Regions from separate parts of the Mus musculus genome. Here region 2 is linked to region 1. A link is a loop called in an ENCODE intact Hi-C map of the cell type or tissue named here. Cell type or tissue: left cerebral cortex. All regions are shown on one strand.

Region 1 (8,000 bases):
TTCTGGAAGTTGCCTGGTTAAAGGGCGTGTGGTGTTGTGATGGACTAGATGCTTGAGAGGACCAGTGATGTTTGGGAAGAGTATAAATATAAGCCAACACACAGTGGGCAATGCTCTTGCATTTGGTTCGCTTTGCAACCGTTTGCTGGTCATCTTTCAGCTTGGCCGAGGCTGGTCTTCTCTGACAGTGTTCTTGAATTAGTTCACCTTACTTTGTTCATTGATCAATCATGACTTTGTAGAGAGAAACACACTAAAGGACTTAAGGTGGTATTCTGCTTCTTGCCACTTCCACAGACTCATGCAGAGCCTTGTGGTTTCCTCTGGAGCAAGTTGCCACTACTGACTCATGTTTGGTATTTTGCTAGTGGACTGGACTGCTAACAATGGAAATTAAAATTGCCCCCAAAGAACTATTTTCTAAACAGGTCCACAACCTCATTTACTATCAACCTTTCTTTTCCCCTACCTCTGGTGGGTGATGGGATAGAAGAGACATTGATGTATTTAAGAACCATAATTAAAATAGGTTTTGAAAAATATAAAACTTTCCACTCTGCTGATTTTGTAGCCTCCACATCCAGGAGAAGACACCACTCTGGCAGGTCCTGTAGTAGTAGTGGCGGTAGCGCTGGGTACCAGTTGGGGTTGCTCTTGGCTGCTGTTTCTGGAGCGCTTACCTGGGCTTGTTTCTTTTTGCTTCAGCTCTTTCCCTTGCTTTTTATACTGCCATTTCTCATTCCCAAGTTCTTACTAAGTCAGCTGTTATCATCTGCCATATCACCCCCAAAGAAAATCCAATTTGCTGCCTTCGTAAACAATATTGATGTTTCATAAGAACTTATGATTTAGAAGGTAGATAAAATGAATCCATTTCTTCATTTTGATGATAGCTCTACACACTTGCCTTCTATTTCGATGCAAATATTAAACTCTTAAACTTGCTTAATGTATTCTTTTAAAAGTAACCTTATTCAGAAATATTAAGTAAAATGAACCATTTTGAATGCCCTAAGTTCTCAATACTGGAAGGATTGTTATTGCCAAGGAAGGAAAAAGCAGTAAGCAGTAACTGAGGTGAAATGATATGGAAAAATCAAGTGGGCTTCATTTATGTCTGTTATTTGATTTGTATTTGTAGAATTACTCTGATATTTAGTGTGTATGTGCATATATTCTCTCTCTCTCTCTCTCTCTCTCTCTCTCTCTCTCTCTCTCTCTCTCTCGTGTGTGTGTGTGTGTGTGTGTGTGTGTGTGTGTGTTTGGGGAAACTGTGGAGAAGACAGATTTATTCCTTACTTTGTGAGGAATTCTTGGCTAGATTATGTCTTATAGGCTTCTTGGCTGGCAAGCGTGGGGTACCTATGTGGATAACCGTATGGGTCTGTGTGTCTCAGAGACATCTTTAGAGAAGGAAGTCAGTAAAGTGGTGCTAAATCGCTTTGAGAATTGATATAATGCATTGTTATGAAACTCTGATTTTGTCAGATTTTTCCTTTTGTCTTAGATTCTTCTTAGCCAAACACCTAGGATGATGGAAGGGTGGTGAACTGTGGTCTCTATGGAGATATGTTGATATCTGTCTCTTTGTCCCTGAGACAGTAACCTTTGGGAATAGGGTATTCACATATACAATCACGCGAGAACAAGAACACTATATATACTTAATTTTGGTGATCCTTATAAGAGGGAAAACCATGTGAAAACAGAAATGTAGATAGAGTGGCATCGTGCACACAGGCATGACAGGAATGATGTAGCTGCATGCCAGAGGACAGAGGAGTGACAGTCCCCCAGAGCTGGCAGAGGCCAGGCACCAAGGGATTGGGATTATGTAGACATTTTGATTCTTCACTGTGTCTTTGGGCTCCATCTGGAGCTTTAAGCCACCATGTTCATGGTGCTTCTTCCCTGCAACCCGAAAAACTAATTCAGAGAGCTGAAGTCAAACATGAGAAGGGAAAAGACTTGTTTGTGTGCTCTTGTTTTCCACTGTTCTCCTGGGGTTGAGAAGGGCATTTCTCCCATGGTGCCAACAACCTGGAGACTGACTTTGCAAAGCTTTTTAGGACCTGCCAGGGCTCCATCAGGGAGCTCCGAGAAAATGACACCACCATTATATGATTTTAAAGCTATAAAAGATGAGCGTATTAAAGACCCAAGTCTTCGAAATGTTCCTTTCCGTGCGATTATGATACAGCAAGGAAGGCGGTGCTGGTGATAAAGTGGGCTGTTTGTTCTACAAAGGCCTTGTGGAAAACACATGTAAACTCAAGCGCTGTCGGCACATTCTTCTCCCACAAACTGTCTTTTCTGTTAGATGCCTATGGTTCCATCTGTCACACAGGAAATGGCTATCTGTTTTACCGGACCCATTGGATGAGATCGAGGCTAGCGTTCCTGGGGGTTACTTGGGAACCAGTGCTACAACGATCTGATATAGCTTTGAGCACTAGGTGGCATCAGAGAACCTGCACGTGCCCTGGTCTTCAGAGCTTGGAAAGTCCTGGCTGGTTTCATGAGCTCTTCTTCCTTTGCTTTCCTTTTGCCTCCACCTCATTGCGAAGCAGACACTTTGTGGTCTGATGCTCTACGTAGCTGTAGCTAAGGCTGCCAATTCCCAGAGAATCCCAGTTCTCCTGAAGGGCAAGATGAAAGCAGAGATATGTAAGTGCTATGTTTGGGAGATGGGAAGATGTCTCATCTTCAACAGGCTTTTTGAGAAGGGTTACTCCTCGCTTTCCCTGACCCTTCTTGCAAAGCCTGTTGAAGATGAAATGCGCTCTTCCTGGGACATTCTTGATAGTAATAGTGATTAGATTTCGTCAGGAGATAGCCAATATGATTGGCTGCATCTTGCAAATTGTGGTCCCCGGAGCCAGTGTTCTGTGTTCCCGGGACTGGGAACTACATTTGAGGTTATTACGATCTTCCTGTAACTGAGCGCTGACCCACATTGTCAGCGCTGCCGTTACTTTTTGTGGAAACACACACTTCTTCCTAATCATCTCTCCTCATGTGTGGGAGACTAGTCAGCCGGTGCTCATCGCATTGAGATTGCTCAGCGTACATTATCATTTGTTTTCAAGTCATCAGCATCAGCACGGGTCCAACATAGACCTTTTTTTATAAACCTTTGGTTGGGAAGTTGTTTTCTGCTTTGTGTAAACTACAATTTAAAAACATTATTTAAGCGAATGAAGTCATCACGAGACTGAGTTTGAGTTTCCAAAAAATTGTGAAAACATAGGCCCAAGGAGACATATGAATTCTGCTTTTTAGCAGTCAAGTGGAGTACAATAGGAAAAATCTAGACTTCCTGCTTCATTTGCAGCTGCCGCATTTCACATGTTGGTGTATTTCAAAATGTAGGCTTACATAAATCTTTTGTTTGGTGCATTAAATAGTCTAGGATCACAGTTTGGCCATTAAGTTGTTTTTTAAAATGAAGCTCATGTTTTAAAAAGTCACACTCAACTATACTTTGGTAGATTTTACTTACAATTAATATTTTTTAAAGAAACATAATATTCTCTTATATTCCATCCTTTCTCAAATAGTAAGAATGTTTGAATAAAAATAAAGTATCAGTTTTAGTGGTAGCTGATTGTGGGTTAAAAGTGCCATCTAGTGGTTACACAAGGAAGTTCATTTAACTTATAAATGATAGTGTAAATTTCTCCTTTTCACTTCCATACCAGAAAGCAGTACAGTTGTCAGTTGGTGAAATTATCCATCATCTGGATATGGATCCACCAAGACAGCATGCTACAGGGTTTGATGAAGCTATACTTTGTACTATGCTGGACTCAGCAAATGTCATGAAACCATCTGGTTAAATACAATGTAGATGTACAAGACAGGAGGCCAACGGATTTCCCTCTTGCTCATAAACTTTTCCTGAGGGTTTTTTTTTCATGATTGATTAATATATTAAAACCAAACTCCTGTGCAAATAGTAAACAAAAACAGATCTCTCTGTCTCTGTGTCTATCTCTCTATCTCCCTGTCTCTGTCTCTCTGTCTCTGTGTGTGTGTGTGTGTGTGTGTGTGTGTGTGTGTATGTGTGTGTGTGTAGAGATGTGCTTGAATACAGGAAAACAACTCATTTAACTGTTCCTTCAGAGGCTCCTTCCTCATGATCACTTGTCATGATAAATGCAGAAAGGAGGCTCCATCAACCCCTCGGGAGAGATCTTCAGCCTCTGGCTAAGAGCCATGAATGAACCAATGGCAGAATTCCAATCTCACTCAATTTCTCTTGAGCCAGTCATTGGGATGTGTCAAGGTTTCTTCCAGCAGGTTCCCCCTTGCCTTCTTCCCTTCTCTCTCTCTCTCTCTCTCTCTCTCTCTCTCTCTAAGGACAGGCCATCTCTGTATCCTTCTCTCTCTCTCTCTCCCTAAGGACAGGCCATCTCTGTATCCTTCTCTCTCTCTGAGAACAGCCCACCTTGCTGTATAAAACCTGCAGACATAAAACCCAGAATAACATTCAGTCCTAGGGAATGCTTGTGTCAAAGTGATTCCTGTTTCCATTTCTCACTTTATTGTTTTCTGACAACAACTCAAGGTTGAGGTGCCTGGTTCCTTAGCACCTGTGTATCAAAAACTTATGGCTGAGGCTTGGAGGGAAGACTTAGGACATTCTCTCACCTCTCCTCTCTCTTTATGAAGGTCCCAAGAATGTTGCTGGGAGTCTCTGTCTTTGCAAAGACATTACTGAGGCCAGTTTAAGATCTGGAGTACAGGAAGGTAAAGAAGCGCTTTTGACTAACTCTGATTGCTCACTGGCAATGTTGTTAAATAGGTGTCCTATTTAAAAAGCACAGGAGTGGGAAAATTATCAAAGTGGGTAGGCTGAGTAGAAGATTACAGATGAAATGAACTGTGATTTTAAAAAAAACATTACGGTATGAGGCTGGAATGTTTCTCAGTTCATAGGGAACTTGCCCAGCATGGATGAGATCTGGTTCTGTCTCTAGAACCACACAGTCTATTATGGCTCAGGCCTGTAATCCCAGCCCATGGGAGCTAGTTACAGAAGAATCACAGGTTTGAAGCCATCGTTAGTTACCCAGGGATTTCGAGTGGCCATTCTGGGCCACGAGAGTTTCTGTCTCAAAAACAAACAAAACTGCAGTGATTTCTGAGCTTTAAACTTGTCTCTTAGTTATATGTTAAGTACTTTTCAAAGCCACTGCTTGCTTGCTTGCTTTCTTCCTTTCTCTCTTCCTTTCTCTCTCTCTCTCTTTCTTTCTCTCTTTCTTTCTTTCTTTCTTTCTTTCTTTCTTTCTTTCTTTCTTTCTTTCTTCCTTCCTTCCTTCCTTCCTTCCTTCCTTTCTTCCTTTGTTTTTTAAATAAGAATCCCGGTCACACTAACAAGGCCACTGATGGGCAAACAGAGTATGAAACTGGGGCAAAGGGTCGCCACAAACACAGTCATTGTCACAAAGCTGAAATACAGCAGAGGAAGATTGGAATCCAGAATTCTTCTCCCATGAGTTGTCCTGTACTTGGACTCAACATTACTCTAGATTTTGTGATCACAAAGGAAAAGCAGAGTTGCTACACACATTTCAACAAATATCTGAGGCTGGTATGTGTCAGGTCCCATGATGCTCCCAGAGGACAGAGATGGGTAAGTTGGTCCCAGATGTTAATTTTCTCATGAGTGCTTTTCTGACCTTGAACCATGCTGTGAGAAACCTCCGGCTCCATACCCTTCGCCTACCACGCAGTCCCAGCCAACGGGTGTCTAGACAGCACCTACCATCCAGATGCTGCCTGGTGAGCCATGAGGTCACACCACGGGGCAGCTTAGCAGCACTCAGCCTGCTGTGTTGGCAACAGCTCAGGCTTGCTAATTGGGACAGGTGCACAGTGTGATGACAGCAGACCACCCACAGAGTTGTGACACAGCCAGCAAAGGCAAGAGGAACAGAAAGGGAGAAGCAAGGAAACCTGATCTGCAGGCTGGGCGATGATGATTGCCAGAGAAGATTTCGTAGGCAGAGACCCTCGGAGGACGGACGCCTGAGAAGAAAGAGTGACGGTTTTTAGATGGGGATGTTCTTATCTTTAGAGCAAGTGATAGAGGCACAGGAAATGAATCTTTGGAAATATATACAACCACAAGCCTGCTGAAGGATATCATTTGCATATGTGTGTTATCTCTCTCTCTCTCTCTCTCTCTCTCTCTCTCTCTCTCTCTCTCTCATTAATCATAATGTAAGCAATAGATGTTTCCAAAAAGTGTAACAATATTGTTTTGGGGAAGCCTCCTTAATATTGACATTTCAAATAGCTAGATAAGAATTAGTGGTAAAATTAAAGAGCATTTCAATAACTAGTTAAGTGGTGCTTAGCAAAAATGTGAGATAAACCCTCTTAGACACATGTAGAAGTTCTTTAGCTGTCCTTAGATCTTAGCACTATAGGCAAAACTGATCTAATATTGTAAACAGTGGCAGAAAGAATAAGACAAAAATCCCAAGAGTTAAAACAGGGAAAATTATTCAGTCATGGTCAGAGTTTCAGTGAAACAGTGTTCTATTTTTCTTGGGAACTAATGGATCATAATTTGTGCCAAAATGTTTAGCAACTGGTGGGATAGCTAGTATTGATGGCCAGTCAGCTTGACAGGACTCAGAACTGCTGCAGACACAAATCACTGGACACCTTGGTGAGGGAGTTTCTAGACTGAGTTGACTGAGGTGGGCAGACCCACCCTGAGTTTAGGCTGGGGTCCCAGACAGACTCTCCTTTCTGTCCACCACCTCACTCCCGTGACACCCAGGCGAACATAAACCTTTCCTCCATTCAGATGAATCCAGTCTGAGGCTTGATCATAGCAATGAGAAAAGTCACAGCTACACTAGTATTCAATTAAATGCTATAAATGTGTATGTGTGTGTAACGTGCACTTCTGGTAATGTCTGTTAGGCTTTAAGTGAGATTTTAAAATGATGGACATAGAAACACATTGAAATGGTATGCCAGTTATGAAAATGCTGTATTCCTTTACATTATTATGCTAGCTAGGAGTCAACAATATTTATTATCTACATCTTTGCAACTTGGCAACTCAATCTCAAGTGGAGAATTAGATGCTCATTCGCATTTTCTTCCCTCTCAAAAGTTATCAGCCAATCAGAGTTACTTAGAACATGTTACCTAGTCACCTTCTTTTATTGTGGAAGCTTGTACTTGACAATGTACTTGTTATCACAAAAATTCCTAACAGCTACACGGTCTGCCTGGTATGTTGCTGGAATGAAATTTAGATAATATTCATGAGGCCTTTATTATAGACACTTTAGAAATGTTTCATCGTAATTAGCAAAGCTAAAATGATTTCTTAATTCTCTGAATATGTAGGTCTTAATGGTGAAAACCTGAGAGCTCTTTGGTATCTGTTATAATATTAACACTTACATTTGACATGGAAAAAAGAAGTAAAAATTATTTGTCAGTGTATATATTCTGTGTGTGTGTGTGTGTGTGTGTGTGTGTGTGTGTGAGAGAGAGAGAGAGAGAGAGAGAGTGTGTGTGTGTGTGTGAGTGTGTGAAGTTGGGGAAAGGGAGGAGACAGGGATAGAGAGGGAGAGATATGTTCCACATAGATACTCAATCCTATTTTTTCCGAATGTTACCTGTGACAAAGGAGGTTTTCAGGTATGAATAAGTTAAGGTTTTTTATGTGGAAGGGTATTTTGAGCAATTCTGATGGACTGAGTATAATGTCAAGGATCTTTAAAAGACCCCGAGTGAAAACAGGCAGTCAGAAGTTCGTGGAAGGAGGCAAGGCTGTGGCAATGTGAGAGCAGACACCAGCTAAGGAATGCGGGCGCTCACTGAAAGGTGAAGATGGCAACGAAGCAAATTCCTCCCCAGAACCTTCTAGAAGAACCAGCCCTGGGATGGAGTTTGAACTTTTGATCCTTAGTGCAGCAAGAAGTAAATTTTCATTCTTTTACCTCACAGAATTATCACCATTTGTT
Region 2 (8,000 bases), 940 kb before region 1:
AAGGAAGAGCATCAGCAAAGCAGGGAAGATAATAAAGTGTAAATCGCCAGGATCCGGCAAGGAAGAGGGGAAAAGGTCCTGCCGGTGGCAATACTAAAGCAGCAGGCTGGAGGCCCATTGTGTGGACACCAGAAAGCTATGGCAGCTTTAACTCGAAGGCAGGCTCTTCAGAGATAAAAGATATAGACACCCCGTAACGTCAGTAATAAAACTTAATACAACTATAAAAGGTGGTGTTTTAAGCAGTAAAAGTCAGGAGGTTGAGGGTGGGACAGACTCAAAAAGTTACCAAAACCATCCACTGAAGACGGTGATTTCAGAACAAATTCAAGTTATGTCAGTAGGAGTGGGACTCCCGATGATTTAGAGGGTTATCCAAAGTTATGAGCACAAATGACATGCGGTCAATCCAAACACAGACAAGTTGGTACCACCAGTATTTTGAACTACAAAAATACCTAGTAAAACACTATTTAGTAGAATACCACATATGAGTTTGTCTGTATTTTTAGACTATATACTCCATTGCACATAGGTTGATTTAGAAGAAGAAAAAAATGGAGGAGACAGGAAAATACCTTATTCACTTCTTTTGGGTCAGGGTCTTTGAAAGTAAGAAATTTGATCTCACAAGACTTGGTCAGAGGCTTATACATGTCCCACGGTTGTCCGTCCACAAGAGCCAGGATGGACTTACTGCAGTACCACTCACTCAGATCTAGGGATGGAAAATTGATTTATGATAGAAATGTGAAAAAATCCACAATGAAAGATTACATGCTTAAGCACTACATTATGAAACAGAACAATTGAAGCAAAATTCTGGGGATTACTTTTGCAGAAATATTATGTATTTATGACATATATATGTGTGTGTGTGTGTGTATACATATATATGTGAATTTTTTTTTAAAAATCCACATGCAAAGTCATTTTTAACAAAATTACCAAAACCTTTAACAATATCTATTAAAGCTAAGTCTAGTCTGAATTTAATCTACAATTAACAAAACAATCTTCAAAGAGCTATAAGCAAATATTTAAAGAGAAACAACGTGAATCCATGGATTGATGTACCCACAATTTAAAAGAAAAGGAAAATATATCTGTCTGAGTCTAGGCTTCTATTTCTGCCATAAAACTCCATAACCAAAAAGTCAGTTGAGGAGGGAAAGGTTTATTCGGCTTATACGTCCAGAATCATAATCCATCACTGGGGAAAGGCCAGCAGGGCTGGGTCCTGAGGGGCAGGAGCTGGTGCAGAAACCACGGAGAGGTGCTGCATACTGGCTTGCTTCTCATGCCTTGCTCAGCCTGCTTTCTTACAGAACCCAGGACCAGCAGCCCAGGATGGCACCACCCACCATGGACTGAGCCCTCCCCAACTGATCATTAATTGAGAAAAATGCCTTACAGCTGGATCTCATAGAGACAGTTGAGGCTCCTTTCTCTCTGATGACGATAGCTTGTGTCGAGATGACACACAAAACCCACCAAGTACAGTATCTGCACACACACACATAAATCTGCTTAAATTAACCTAGAGTCTTGCCCCCAAACCACCTTTCTTCCACTCTCTCATGACACGGACATTTCAAATTAAATAGTATAGTTACCTCTGTAAAATTATAAATGTGAATTGATTGTAAACCAATGACCTCTAATCAGTTCCATTATCTAAGAAAATTCTAACCCTGAATACATATTTTACACATATTCACAAAAATTATCAAACTAGAGTCTGACATATCAATTAGTACATACGTTCCATAACAAAGGTCTTAGAGGTCGTGATGGGGGTGGCTCAGAAACTTCATCTCTGCATATGGTGTGTACAGAGTCCCATTAGGGCCTTAGGCTTGTCTTACTCTCCTCTATAATCCCCTACTGTCTACCACACAGCATGTGCTACGAAATACATGAAAATCAAATGAGTCATTATCACCAGTGCTTGTTTAACTGCCAGAGTGGAGACTGAGTACACATCAGAGCCTTACCTAGAACCAATGCTGTCAATTACCCTAATGGTACTATTACAGAGTCTTTTAAAAAGCTAAACAACAGCCAACCGTGCCTATCTACTATTCGGGAGATATTTCAGTTTAAATATCCTATCTATGGAAGCCCTATCCAAATCCTATCAGTACCTTTACAGCCAACGACCTCTCTAACAATAGAAACAAAACAATTAACGTCAGCATTCACTATACTTATGTTTCCATTCACACATTTAGTACCTATACTAGATAAAACCACAACATGGGACAAGTAGGAAGGAGATGAGACATATACTCGGGGGGAAAAAAAAAACTAAAAAGATAAAGGTAGAATAAATGAAAACTCAAGAAAAAAACAAACCAAAACAAACCAAAAAAACAACCCTCAAAATACTTTAATGAGACCTGCTAGATAAATGCTCCCAGAACATGCATATTACATAGTCATATTCAGACAAACTAGGGAGACAACCTGTACAGCAGAGAAATGCTACGATACCCACCGTACCCACAAAACAAAGGGGACAGTGGGTGGCAAAATGGCTGCAAATAAATTCTACAGCTTCGCCAAGTAATGACAGCATGTTCCCCTCTGCAGTGCTCTGCACAGCGCGTGTAAAATGGTCAACATTGTTCTGCTGCTTACGCATGGCACAACTGTAAGGGGTTGAGATGTTTTTATTCATCACGAAGACAGTGCCGGGATCAGTTTTCCCAACATGCTTAACTTCGATCTTCTCCGTTCGGGGGGTTAACGATAACTGCCTGCTTTTCTCTCTGTTAAACAGATCATTCCGCATTTCTGTCAGCTCCGTGGGTGACAGCTCGGCAGCTGGCGACGTCGCTATAAATCCTATTAAGAAAGCAAAGTACGTAGTTTACTCTGGACCTGTAACAAGTATTGAAAACGGTAGAATTTTGCAGAACATAAGTCAAAAATTCGACTGAGGCAAACTTGAACCACTTTATAATGTTAATAATTTAGGATCCAACAACGAAAAAACAAAAAACAAAAACGCTGGGCTCTGATTTACTCTCACATCACCACCGATTTCCTCAGTGGCGTCCTAAAACCAGACTCGATTGGGAAGGAGAGCAAAGTTGTAGTTGGAAACGGTCTGGAGGGGAGGAGAACGCTCCAGGAAGGCGGAATCCCCGTGTCCAAACGATCAATAGCTAGCATGAGAAATGCTGAACTTTTCTTCCACACCCCAAAGCAAGGGACTTGGCTAGGCAAGCGCGAGTCCTCACTCCCTGGGAGATGGGGACATGTTTGCCGAAGACTGGGGCTCCTAAAACCCCCCACAAGAGCCGCCCATGCCCGCATCCCTTCTCTTTCCCTGATTCCTGCACCCCAGATTGTCTTCCCACACCGGGAACACAAAAAACTCACTCCAGCGAGCCCCGCCGCCCGCGCCGGGCCGCCGAAGAACCAGCCTTCCCACCGCGGTAGCCATGGCTTCCCGAAGTAGCCAAGGTAGCTCGGCGTCCCGGTCCTTCTCGTCCCTCTTCCCCCGGAAACGCGGAACCCGCGGCGGAGGTTCCGTAGGACTGATCAGCTCGGGACCGGATGCTAGGAGCGCGCCGAGCCACGCGGGGGCGCATGCGCGCCTCTCCTTGGATGGCTCACCCTTGGCCGCGCTGCGAGTCTTGTCCTTGGCTCGGGGACGACCGGCTGCCCTGAGGAGTCGCAGAAGTGTCTATTGGACAGAGGAGTCACACAGGCGCCTTTGTCTCACGAGGGTTCCAGATTCCCGGCAGAAAAAAATTAGAGGAGGACTCTTTGCGTTACGTCTTTGACAGTCTGGCCAGCCACGCCGGGTACAACTCTAGAGGGTGGAAATAAAAGAGGTTTGCAAAAGTGAGTTTCAGGTCGGCTGCAGTGGGGCTGAACCCGGTTCACCGTTTAGTCGGCCACGTTCCTGGGCTCTTGGAAACACGTCGTGTTGATTTTGCAAAGAACGTCCTAGAACTCTTTTCCGAATGATCTAGGCACGACTGCACGGAGTAACCGGGAATCTGTGTCTCGTCCCTGGATGTATCCCAGAAACGCAAACCGTGCTTGGCAGCTCAGCAAATATTTGTTATGACGGTTGGTAAAAACACACTGCTACATCTAACGCCTTTGTGGTGCCAGCACGTTCCCGTTGGAGCAGCATTCTTTACTTCTGCAAAGCTGAACCAATGAACCAATATAGTTTTATAAATTTAGTCAGGAATTTTCACATGATCCCTACTTTTAACTTGTGGTGGAGCACACACTGCCACCAGGCGGAAGGGTAAGCTCGGTCACAAATGCTATGTTTTATGCCACACAAATGTGCTGTCTCCTTGGCCCAAATAATACATGTTTACAATTGCATAGGGAAAGTGTTAAGACCTTTCCTCATCTTTAAGGCAAGACATGTAAGTATAAATTTGGATTCAACCATTCAATATTGTACTGGCCTATCTCATGTAAAGTCCTCGGCCGAGAATAGTGACTGATGCCTGCAATCCCTCCTCAAGAAGGCTTAGGTAGGAGCTGGAGAAGCCTTTAGCTACTTAACACACCTTTTCCTAACAATAGAAGTTCTAAATCAACTCTGGAAAAGTGTGCGCGCGTGTGAGCGTGCATGTGTGTTTCTTCCTTAAATGTTCTATGGTTCCCCTGAAAGCTTTCAGCTTCACAGCTTTTAGAGATTGTGTCCATTTCACCCCACCCCGAAAACTATAGTTCACGGCCACATTTAAAACAATCCTCTGGACGTTAGCTTGAGAAAAATTAATCATAAGCACATCTGCACACAGCTGATTGGAGCGTCTACTATCGCAGAAAGTAATTTTGCTGGAAGGATGCCACAGGTGATACTGACCAACAAGTACTGAATATATGCTAATTATAAAACTGTTTATTAACCCACACAACTGCCTTGAATGTCTGCCAAGCAACGTTTGGAGAGTTGGAGAGACCTACCCAAGATAGACTTTTGACCAAGAGTTCCTTCAAAATATGTATAATTTTTTTCCTGCATACCTGTCTATGCTTGCCTGGTGCTAGAGAAGGTCGGAAGAGGGCATCAGATCCCTTGGAAATGAAGTTACAGATGGTTTTGCGCTGCAAGAACAACTGAGCCACTCCTCCTCCTCCTCCTCCTCCTCCTCCTCCTCCTCCTCCTCCCCCCTCCTCCTCCTCCTTCTCTCCCTCCTCCTCCTCTTAGAGACAGGAGTAAAGTCCAAGCTAGCCTTGAACTCAGGATCTGCCCACTTCTGCCTGCTGAGTGCTAAGTCTAAAGGCGTGTACCACCAACCATTAAGGAGGCTCTTGTTGCCCAAATTCATGACAGTTTCCCCCCCACCTTTTTTTTTTAATTTAGCATTCGAAGTATTAGGATTCATTCATTGCAGTACTTTCGTGTCACTAAACATTTCCAATTGTTCCCCTCCCTTCCTTGCTAAACTTGCTGAGTCCTTTCCCCAGATAATCCACTCTTTGCTAACACTGTGATTTGAATTGGTGGGTGTTAGTGGGAACACACTGAAGAACAGACTCAAAGGCACAGTACACTATGAAAAACTTTTAGTAACAACAAGAATTACAATAAGGAATTTGGACATATATACTAGTCCTTTCCCCATGGAGATATGGTGTGCGATGGTTGCAAACAGCAGCTTCCTTGGTAGTGTATGGAGCCTGTTGCCTATATGGGTTGCTCTGAAGGACCTTGGAGGCAATTTCCTGGCAGTTATTCAAGTCTCTGATCTCAATGCTGTCCCATTCTAGGCTCTGGACAGGTATGTGTGATGCCTTTGGGTAACCCTAGTGGCCATGATTCACATTGCCAGGTCGGTTGTTATGTCATTCTGCACCAAGCTGCAGAATATGGGACATCAAGCCTCATGACTGAAGCTCAAGTTCCCTGTCCATCACAAGATCCACATCCCAAAGGAATGAGGTTGCACCAAGTTGAATGCAGATGAGTTTAAGAAATGGTTGATGAGAAGCGGCTCATTCCTGATGGCCATGGTGTCAAATATACATATGGTTTCCTGAACAAGTGGGGAGCCCCGCATATATTTTCACTCTTTTGATCCAAATGCAACATACTAAACGTATGAGTCTGTGCCTGGAAAAGTTGTATGAAGTATCTTAGTGGCGTTCTGGGAGGAACAGAGCTCAGCATGAAGCTGGGGGCAGGCAGAGTTCAGCACGCTAGGATTTTAATCAGCAGAAATGCCTGTGTGTTAGTTAAGGTTTCTATTACTATAATTAAAGATGAGCAAAAGCAACTTTAGGAGGAAGATTCCATCTTACCACTCTCTGGTCACACTCCACTTCTAGAGGAAGTCAAGGCAGGAATCCAAGGCAGGAATGGAAAAGCACTTACTGAAGCAGAAGCCATGAAGGAGTGATGCTTACTGGCTTGCTTGCCCTGGATTGCTCAGTTTGTTTTCTTATATCCATTACTCAAAGGTGGCACCACTGGAAATTGGCTAAACTCTCGTACATCCATTCAATGTTTTACTGGGAGCTGCTCCTGAGAAATGGGATTGTAGCCTCAATGTATACATGGTAATGGGTTTTAGAACTTATTAGACGGCCAAGGATCAACCATAGTACTTATAATTGCAGCTCTATGAAGCACATGAAATAAGCTGAATTTTATAAATCAAGTAATTTAAGGAGCAGGTAATATGAATTTTACATGCCCCTCATAAACACACACACACTTTTTTTCTTTCTTTCTTTTTTTTTTTTTTTTTTTGCATCAAGGCTCTATTTCAATGGTTCATACTGCTGTGAAATAACAAAGAATAAAAAGCAGGTCAAAAAAAGTGTATATTTCCCTCTCTGCTGATCCAGGAAATTAAGCAGTATGGTTCCTCTACTTTCATTCTTTATCAAGTTCTTTGTGATCTGACTTCCCGGGAACCTCCCAGTGTGTGTCAGACGCCTCTGGAAATACAAAAGGCAGTTGAATGGAAAGATGTTCAAAAGCCAATGGATGTAGCCAAGTAGGAGAATACTTGCCTAGCACGCTCATGGCTCCGGGTTTGATCCTAGCACTGCAAAAAGATTTTAAAAAATAATAATAGAACAAAGATGTACAATGCAACTGACTCCTTCAATCCCTCCATTTACAGCAGCCCGTTCTTCCCTAACCCAATAAAAAATCTTGCCAGTTCTTTCTTAATATTAGAGAGGAAACCAAGGGTATAGGCCATCAAGGTATAGTATTGCTTGTTGATAATGTTTTTCTGTTTGTTTTACAAAAGGATAGAATTCATACATACATACATACATATGCATGTGTGTTGTTAAGACTTTTCTAGTCTTCAGTCTTTTTTCTACAACATAATATTTTTATTAATTATTTCATATAATGCATCTTGGTCACATGCTTTCTATTCCCCCCCCCCAGGTTCTTCCAAGTCTTGTGCCTCCCCCAAAATAACAACAACAACAACAAACCCACCAAGACCAATTTGTATTTCCCATTTACTCTTTGGAGCATGTCCAATGACCAGTCCGTTCAAGAAAACTGAGTCCTTCTTCACCATACCACCACCACCAGCTCCACCACCACCACCACCCCTGTCAGAAGCTATCAACTGTGAAGACTGTGAAGAGCTACCCAGTGGGAAATGTGGAGGTTGTCACAGAAGCCTTCGGTGTTTCTCATTCTCAGTTATGAGTCTACAGTCACAGATGCCTCTGCTAAAGAAACCTCCTTGCCAAAGCAGCCGACCGAAGCATGGATCATGGACTTCTTCAAGATCACATCACCTTCATCCTTAAACACAAACAATGCTTATTTAAACTGCTGATGAGTCAATACGTACTGAAAATTACAAATAAAATCACAAATTGGTGCAGATCATGTATCTCACCCCTCCCCCTCAGTTACTGCCCAGTGTGGGGGGGGGGAGGAATCATAAAGGGACTGGTATTTGGCTCAAGGTCATCCAGAATGCTAGTGTGGCATCTGGGTTTCTTGGAAACACTAGGGCATGCCAAAAATG

Evidence for each region. Hi-C counts contacts between places; a loop is a spot of excess contacts. Peaks named below come from ENCODE experiments on the same cell type or tissue, not always from the same donor. Only the 100,000 strongest peaks of a DNase experiment are listed, where the experiment ranks them.
Region 2: a loop joins it to region 1, with 13 times the contacts of the local background. A loop is called at or near these places in 7 of 42 quality-filtered maps.

Annotation. Positions count from the first base shown.
Region 1 is chr16:85,674,767-85,682,766 of GRCm38, forward strand. No RefSeq gene overlaps it. Among named protein-coding and RNA genes, the nearest start is that of Gm52244, 120 kb to the left of the region's middle. In left cerebral cortex, CTCF peaks have their summits at 2,452 (motif pointing right) and 3,628 (motif pointing left); DNase peaks (open chromatin) are centred at 2,450, 2,952, 3,325, 3,656 and 1 more place.
Region 2 is chr16:84,731,764-84,739,763 of GRCm38, forward strand. It overlaps Mrpl39 (mitochondrial ribosomal protein L39), which reads right to left and starts at 3,481. Exons shown (of 10, transcript NM_017404.5): 1 at 3,391-3,481; 2 at 2,644-2,850; 3 at 579-718. The coding sequence starts at 3,454. Gm32202 (predicted gene, 32202) reads right to left here. Exons shown (of 2, transcript NR_168512.1): 2 at 7,320-7,771. It also overlaps the pseudogene Gm26153. In left cerebral cortex, CTCF peaks have their summits at 3,592, 4,249 and 5,775; DNase peaks (open chromatin) are centred at 2,712, 3,542 and 4,012; H3K4me3 peaks cover 1,875 bases; H3K27ac peaks cover 833 bases.